2 separate regions of the Homo sapiens genome follow, and region 1 is linked to region 2. The links are chromatin contacts, found by Hi-C or POLR2A ChIA-PET in ENCODE. All regions are on one chromosome and are shown on one strand. The core of a region is the stretch at or near the end of the contact, and the rest is flanking DNA. Distances in the headings are between cores, read along the strand shown. Region 1 overlaps NPFFR1 (neuropeptide FF receptor 1). Region 2 holds the start of AIFM2 (AIF family member 2).

Evidence for each region. Hi-C counts contacts between places; a loop is a spot of excess contacts on that map. ChIA-PET counts read pairs that join two places held with the same protein, here RNA polymerase II (POLR2A). Pooled maps may share reads with other maps.
Region 1: a loop to region 2 is called in a pooled map, with 2.3 times the contacts of the local background. The contact joins the enhancer-like site here to the promoter of AIFM2 in region 2. A Hi-C loop is called at or near these places in 8 of 50 pooled maps. POLR2A ChIA-PET finds 5 or more read pairs at or near these places in 10 of 52 experiments (A549, BJ, H1 and 6 more).

The regions. Positions count from the first base shown.
Region 1 is chr10:70,273,290-70,276,812 of GRCh38, reverse strand. The region is part of intron 1 of NPFFR1 (neuropeptide FF receptor 1); the gene reads left to right. Among named protein-coding and RNA genes, the nearest start is that of NPFFR1, 9.0 kb to the left of the region's middle. Within about 2 kb of position 1,991, at least 6 of the 41 ENCODE cell types and tissues checked have a DNase peak (open chromatin) inside an H3K27ac peak, as active enhancers do.
Region 2 is chr10:70,130,431-70,134,074 of GRCh38, reverse strand. AIFM2 (AIF family member 2) reads left to right here and starts at 1,250. Exons shown (of 9, transcript NM_032797.6): 1 at 1,250-1,341. RefSeq lists silencers at 1,076-1,395, 1,228-1,437 and an enhancer at 959-1,459.

The DNA.
Region 1 (3,523 bases), core at 742-3,241, 140 kb before region 2:
GAGTTTGAGACCAGCCTGGCCAACATGGTGAAACCCCGTCTCTACTAAAAATACAAAAATTAGCTGGGCTTGGTGGTAGACGTCTGTAATCCTGGCTACTCAGAGGCTGAGGAAGGAGCATTGCTTGAACCCGGGAGGTGAAGGTTGCAGTGAACCCAGATCGCGCCACTGCACTCCAGCTTGGGTGACAGAGTGAGACTTCATCTCCAAAAAAAAAAAAAAAAAAAAGATACAAACATAAAGAATTAAATTCGGTCTCTCATGCTCAAAAGCTTTTTGTAGCTCTCTCGTTAATAACTGAAATTGCATTATTAGAGCTTTCCTTTTTCTAATTTAATGTCTGACTCCTTTTGAAATGCAAAAGCCTAAAAGAGACACAGCGCTTTGTTATGAGTCATTTCCTCATCCATGTGAACAAGTTTATCAGAATATTTCCTAAAAGAAGATTCTGCTAGGGATGGGGAGAGAGAGAACGTTAAGTAACCTAGGACTCCAAGCAGTGATGCCTCGTTAGGAGGTAATGGATCTCAAAGGGGTTAGGTGTCCTCTTCTATTATTTCTCAGTTGAGCACAGAGTGACCCCGGTTCTGCCTTTGGCCACTGTATGCCTGGTTTTAGGCAAGGTTTTAGGTGATACATGCACTGTTCATAAAGTGTCAGCTTTGTAGCAGAAGCCTCAGGAAGGCAAAGTTCCTTCCAAATCAAGGATCCCTAATTGCTGCTAATGGACCCTAGAGGTCTTTATATGTGACCTGATGATACCCAAAGAGGATGAGAAAATGGATGGAGATGGCAGAGCCTAAGCAGGAGCTCAAACTCAGAACAGGCGTCCTGGCTTATTTGATGCACCCTGAATCCCAGAGCCCAGCAAAATCTGGAGGTCTACCACTACTGCATGCTGTATTCTTAGAGCAAGTCTCTTTTTGTCTTTGAGTTTTGATTTTCCTGTGAAATGAAGATAATTCTCCTTTCCTTGTCAGAGATAGCTTGATGTTGTACAAAACAAATTTCAAAAATAATGGAAATACTATCTAATAGCACCTATGGGATACAGCTAAAGCAGTGTGTCTAGGAGAATTCATAGCCTTTAGTACCTAACTTATCAACATACATTAATCATATTTATGTTCTAGGCCCTGTGCCAGATAATGAGGAGCATTTCAAGCTGAACAAGGCATGCTTTCTACCCCTAAGACATTTCTAGTTTAACTAAAAGAAAAAAAAAATCTCTACACTTAGCTGAAGCAGGACGTGAAATGTGGCCAGCACTGCAGGTAAACTGAACCTGCAGACCTTGAGGAAGCAGCCAGCCATTGAACCCGGAAAGGTGCTCCAGGGCATATGTTTAGCCTTTCCAAGAGAAAGAGAGAGGGAAATCCCTGCCTCCCCTTTACTTTCCCCTCCTCTCCCACCTTAAGCCTCTTCCACATCCACTCTCTAAGGCCTGGAATTCTTTTAAATAGACTGAGAGTACAGGCTCAGTATGTGATAAAGGCAGTTCAGTTTTCACTATGAGGTAAATGATTTGTATCAGAACCTTTTCTGAATACAATTTTTGATGGGTAAAACCGGAGACCTCCTGCAGGAAGTAAGGAGAAATAAAAAGGCCTCAGAGTAGAAGAGAAGTATAAAGAGGGGCTCGCTTGGGGGCTCCTGATGGCTGTATTAGCAACTCAGCCCTCAAATTCTTTGGCCTTTGCCAATCCAAATGATTCTTGGAAGGGCAACCTGCTCTCATTCACCAAAAAGAGGTCAGGCTTGCAGAATCCATGTTGCTGTGGTGGGTGCCTGGGATGGAGGGGCTTTGGTTCAGCCTGCAAGAGGAACAGTAGGAGGTTATAGTTCTCAAGAGGCCTCCTTCCTCCTAGATCCTCTGCCACATCCACTTTTTACTTTCCTAAGCAGTACTAAGAAAGCTTTTGCCAAGGCTTGCTTCCCTGGGAACAAACCCAAATGAACTGAAACCACACTGCGACCTACTGGTTCCCCACAGCTGCCTGGCAGATAGCTAATGCAGTCAATAAGCAGTCTGAAGTTCTGCAAGGCCCTTTGTAATTTACTCTGCTGTCTCTCTGAATGTATTAACAACTCCATGAGGTTGGGAGAGGCAGGAAGCCCAGGTCATCCACATTCGAAAGCCAAGGAGAACACAGGGATGAAGTAGATCTCCCCAGTTCTCTTTGGAATACCAAGAGGTGGCATGGGGGCTTAGGGTCTACTATCATCAGTCTCCCAGCCACCCCAAACTAACTATACCTCCCTTTAAAAATTGTACTAAAGCAGCTCTAAGACAAGTTCCCAAGCTTCTCCTCCAAACCAAGTTTCCCAGCCCCCAACCTCTCTCTCTCTCTCTTTTTTATTTTCAAGATGGAGTCTCGCTCTGTTGCCCAGGCTGGAGTGCTGTGGTGCGATCTCAGCTCATTGCAACCTCCACCTCCCGGGTTCAAGCAATTCTCCTGCCTCAGCCTCCCAAGTGGCTGGGATTACAGGCATGTGCCACCACGCCCGGCTAATTTTTTGTATTTTTAGTAGAGACAGGGTTTCACCATGTTGGCCGGGCTGGTCTCGAACTCCTGACCTTGTGATCTGCCTCCTTCCATCTCCCAAAGTGCTGGGATTATAGGTATGAGCCACTGTGCCCAGCCCCCAACCTCTGTTATATGCAGTCAGTGACCACCATGGGGCCAGCTCTCAAGGCCACGCTTTCTGATTCCCAGGTCAGTGTCCTTTCCTCTCTGCATTAGCACAGTCTCCGTGGAAGATTACATGGCCTGTTAAGAGACAGCGTGTGGGATGGTGTTGGGGAGGGAGGTGGGCACAAACATCTAATCTAGGGAACAGGAAACTTGGGGGTCTATGGTGCTACCCCTGCCCATCTCTAACACTTTCTCTGACCCTGGGATTCTGAACCTGGACTCTGCAGACTCCCAGGAGGTCCATGGATGACTAACTTGAATCCCCTTGTATTCACCAAGACACTAGGGTTATAAGCAACAGAAACGAGTGCTGGCCAACCTAACCAACACTGGGAATCCATTGGAAGGGTGTGGGGAGGTCATCCAATGGAAGGAAAAGCTGTGTTATGAAGACTCAGAGGCAAATCCAAAGCAGAAGAGGTCTGATTGGCATCCTCTGGCCAGCGGTTGGTGCAGACACCTGATGGACGGTCCCTCAAAAGCTCCATGTGAGGAGGAGGCTGACTCCCCAGGGGAAAAATCAGTACTCGAGAAAGAAGGGCTCATGGATGCAGGGTGAGCCCAAAACCTGATGCCCAACACTGCCTTGAAAGTGTGTGCCAAAATCCAGGGCTCTTTTTGGGAGCGGATCCAATGCTTTTGGAGACCATAAATTCCTCCAGACAGGAACCATTGATTGGCATAACAAAAGGAAGCCCTAGGAAAGCATCTGTGAAGGAACCAAAATGCATCAGAGTCTTAAAGAATTTGATGACCCCCAAAATGTTAAGCCACACTAAACTTGACTGTGAGTGGCGGGAGGGCAGGGGCTGTATGGTTCAGTGGTT
Region 2 (3,644 bases), core at 1-2,500:
GTGCCTGGCCCTTATCCACAACTCTTAAAGTAGGTGCTAATATTTGCAGTAAGTAGATGGAGATGGCTTATCTTTCGCTGAGTTAGCTTGGTCTGATTTGAGCTGGCAATACACTGCCTTCCAGGTCATTGTCCTGCCTGTGGGTCTTTGCACATCCAGACCACACTTCCTTCCTCTTTACCTAAATCTACCTCTTTCTCATCCTTGGAGAGAAGTATTTGCACCCTTCCTTTGCCCTCAGTCTTTCTTTTTTATTTTTTCATTTCATTTCATTTATTATTATTATTATTATTATTTTTTTTTTGAGACAGAATCTCACAGTCACCTAGGCTGGAGTGCAGTGGAATGATCATGGTTCACTGTAGCCTCAAACTCCTGGGCTCAAGCAATCCTCCCACCTCAGCTTCCCGAGAAGCTGGGACTACAGGTGTGCACCAACAAGCCCGGCTAATTTTTGTAGGTCTCGCTATGTTGCCCAGGCTGGTCTCCAACTCCTGGGCTCAAACGATCCTCCCGCCTTGGCCTCCCTAAGTGCTGGGACTGTAGGCATGAGCCACCGTGCCTGGCCATGCCCAATCTTTCTTACTGCAGTTGGTGATACATGGTTTTTGTTTTCTCTATACATGTATTTTTTGGTGGTGTGTTTAATATCTGTCTTTTCCCAGACTGTCGCCTCCGTGAAAGCAGGAACCTTGTCAGTTTTCTCTCCAAGTTATCCCTCCAACGCCTAGCACAGTGCCTGGCAAATGTAGGAGCTCAACAGGGTTTGCGGAATTATTATGTGTATGTCTGAAGGAAGGATGTTGGCAGTGCGCCCAACGTGTGAGGGGAACCCCACTCTCCAAGGTTCCAGTGGCTTTAAAGGTGTCCTCGAGAAAATCAGAGGAACAGGGGGATGCTTGTTTTCCTTCCTTCCTTCTCTCTCTCTCTCTCTCTCTCTCTCTCTCTCTCTCTCTCTCTCTCTCTCTCTCTCTCTTTTTTGCTTTAAAGTATGCTGAAAGGACACTTTAAACCAAGTCTGAATGGCTCGGCAGGACTGGGGCGCGGGTGCTGGCAGGAGCCGGAGAGGCGACATCTGGCCATGGGAGCATTTGTTTCAAAGTTCAAGGCCGTTCGCTCAGGGTCAAGGTTAGTCCGGCGGGCCGTTCGGAGACCAGCCCCAGCGTGCCAGGACCGTTTCCGGGGCCTGGCCGGGGCGTTGCCGCGGGGTCGGGGACCAGCACGAGTGCTGAGTCACGCCCCGCCCGGGAGCGCCTCGGGTCAGTAACTCGGGAAGACGACCAAGCGGGAGCGGGAGCGGGAGCGGGAGCCGGAGCGAGAGCGCGCGGGCGCGGCCGACAGGTGAGATCGCGCCGCCAGGCGGGCTCTCGAGACCCCGGGCGCCCCGGGCGGGACCGGGACCCGGAAGAGGGGCGAGCGGATTAGAGGCCTGGCTCACGCCGCGTCTGGCGTGGGGAGGTCGGTGCGCGCAGTTGTGGCGCTGCGAGGAGAGGGATACTCGACTCAGGCCCGCCCCTCTCTGTCTCCCCCAAAAAACGCAACAGGGAGATGTGCTCCTGGCCGAGGGCAAAGAAAACTCCACCCTCCTGGTTTGGCCCCTAAATCCCTGCTAAGTTTTCCTAAGGAAGATGGGCTTAGGCCGGGAAGGGCGAACCGGGGAAGAGGGAACACGGGGCGGGTGTAACCCGGATCTTGCGAGGACCGTCCGAGGGTCCGCTGGGTAGAAGCGGCCGGTCCGGACAGAAGCAGGTGTGAGAGGAAAGGGAGAAACCTCAGTCTCTAAGAGGAAAGAAACTGGAGTCAACCCAGTGCCCATAGGCTCGGGGGAGCTGGGGGGTGCAGCACTAGGAAGTCTGCTTCTCCCTTCCCGAAGCCCTGGGTGCTGCAGGGACAAAGACCAGCGGTGAGTAAACTAACTCTGATGGGACGCGTGCAGTCCACCTGGAACTGAATTAGTGGCCTATATTGGGGCTCTCCTTCCAACACCACCTGATCAACACACCCTACCTTTCCCTACAAGGAGAGTCTTTTTGACCCTGGAATTTAAGGTGAGGATGGGGAGTGGTGAGGTCTCTTGGGGGCTGATGATCCTGTAGGAGGACAGGCATAGGGCAGAGAGTCAGATATAGTTTGGGATGGGACTTGCAGGTTTCTGGACTGTGCACCTGTGTTCAAAAGCCTGTATCAGGTTCCAGTGTGCGTGCATGCACCTGCCAGAGAGCCCCGGGATCTCAGATCACACCTGCCCTCACCCCAGCACCTAGAGAGGAGTTCTCCAAGGAGCACAGTGTGTCACCAAGAAGAGGGCACTGAGCCCCAGCCAGGGTGGGCTGGGCAGGCTTAGCACTACCTAGCCCAGAAGTGATGGGCTGGGCAGGCCGGTGGACTCCAGGGCCAGCCTGACTTTTGTCTGGTGGCCAAATGAAGCCAGCGTCCAGGTACAGGTGGTGGGCAGACCATGGGGACCACAAAACTGGCTCTGAGGAGGATGGACAAATTGCTTGGCCTAGGTTTTCTGTGCGGGAGTGAATATGACATCCAGATGAACCTGTCTGCCCCAGAGCTGCCCTCCCCTGGGGATAAAAGGAGGCTGCCTCCCTTAGACTTTGAGTCCCTTTTCAGAAACTGGTCTTTTGGGGGTTCTGTTCTTCAAGTAGTCCCTGAGGGGCTGGCCATGGAGTGTCCCAGGAAGGGAGGCCGCCCAACCGTCTCCATCCTGCTGTGTCCCGCAGGTGGAGGAAACCTCCATGGTGCTGTGAGTCGTGCTGTAGTGGCCTTCTTATCCGGGACGGCCACTCTGGGAATGTGGCTCTCCAGAGGCTGATGTTGAAACCTACCCTTTGTGTGAGCCATGACGACTCAAAAAGCATCGTGTTTTATTTGTAATATTTGTGAAGCAATACTGGAGCAACTCTGGGATGACATTCTTGCTTTGATCAGAGCCCACACGGTTCCTGCTGTGTGTCTTCTGAGGCACAACCTCTGAACAGCTTTGGCATAAATGTAACTTCCTGGTTTTTCAGTAGTCCTATGGGCTGCTTATTGTGGAATAATACCCTTGAGATCAGGGTGGATGCTCTTGGCAGAGAAAACAGGATTGACTGAGCAAATTTTTGTGTAAATCAGATTGTGTGTGTGTGTGTCTGTGTGTATGTGTGTTGTGGCAGGGAGCAAAGGTAAAGTTACTGAGGGGTTCCTGGACAATCAGGGTTTGTTCCGCTCTCTTAGGCCTTCTTTTAAGCTAACATTCTTGAACCTAGACAGACATAGTTAAGATTCTCTGTGATTCCCACTGGGGCTTTGGTGTTCAGTTCAAAATCAGATGGTGGATTTAGCAGTTCCTCAAAAAGTTAAACTTCAAGTTACCATATGACCCAGCAATTCCATACCTAAATATATACTAAAGAGGACTGAAGACTGGTTCACACAAAAACCTGTACACAAATGTTCATAGTGGCGTTATTCACATAGTCAAAAGGTGGAAACAACCCAAGTGCCCGTCAGCTGATGAGTGGATAAACAAAATGTGGTCTATTCATACACCAGTAATGGACTGTTTTTCAGCCAGGAAAAGGAATGAAGCACTGATAACATGCTACAACTCGGATGAACCTTGAAAACATGATGATCAGTGGAAGACGTCG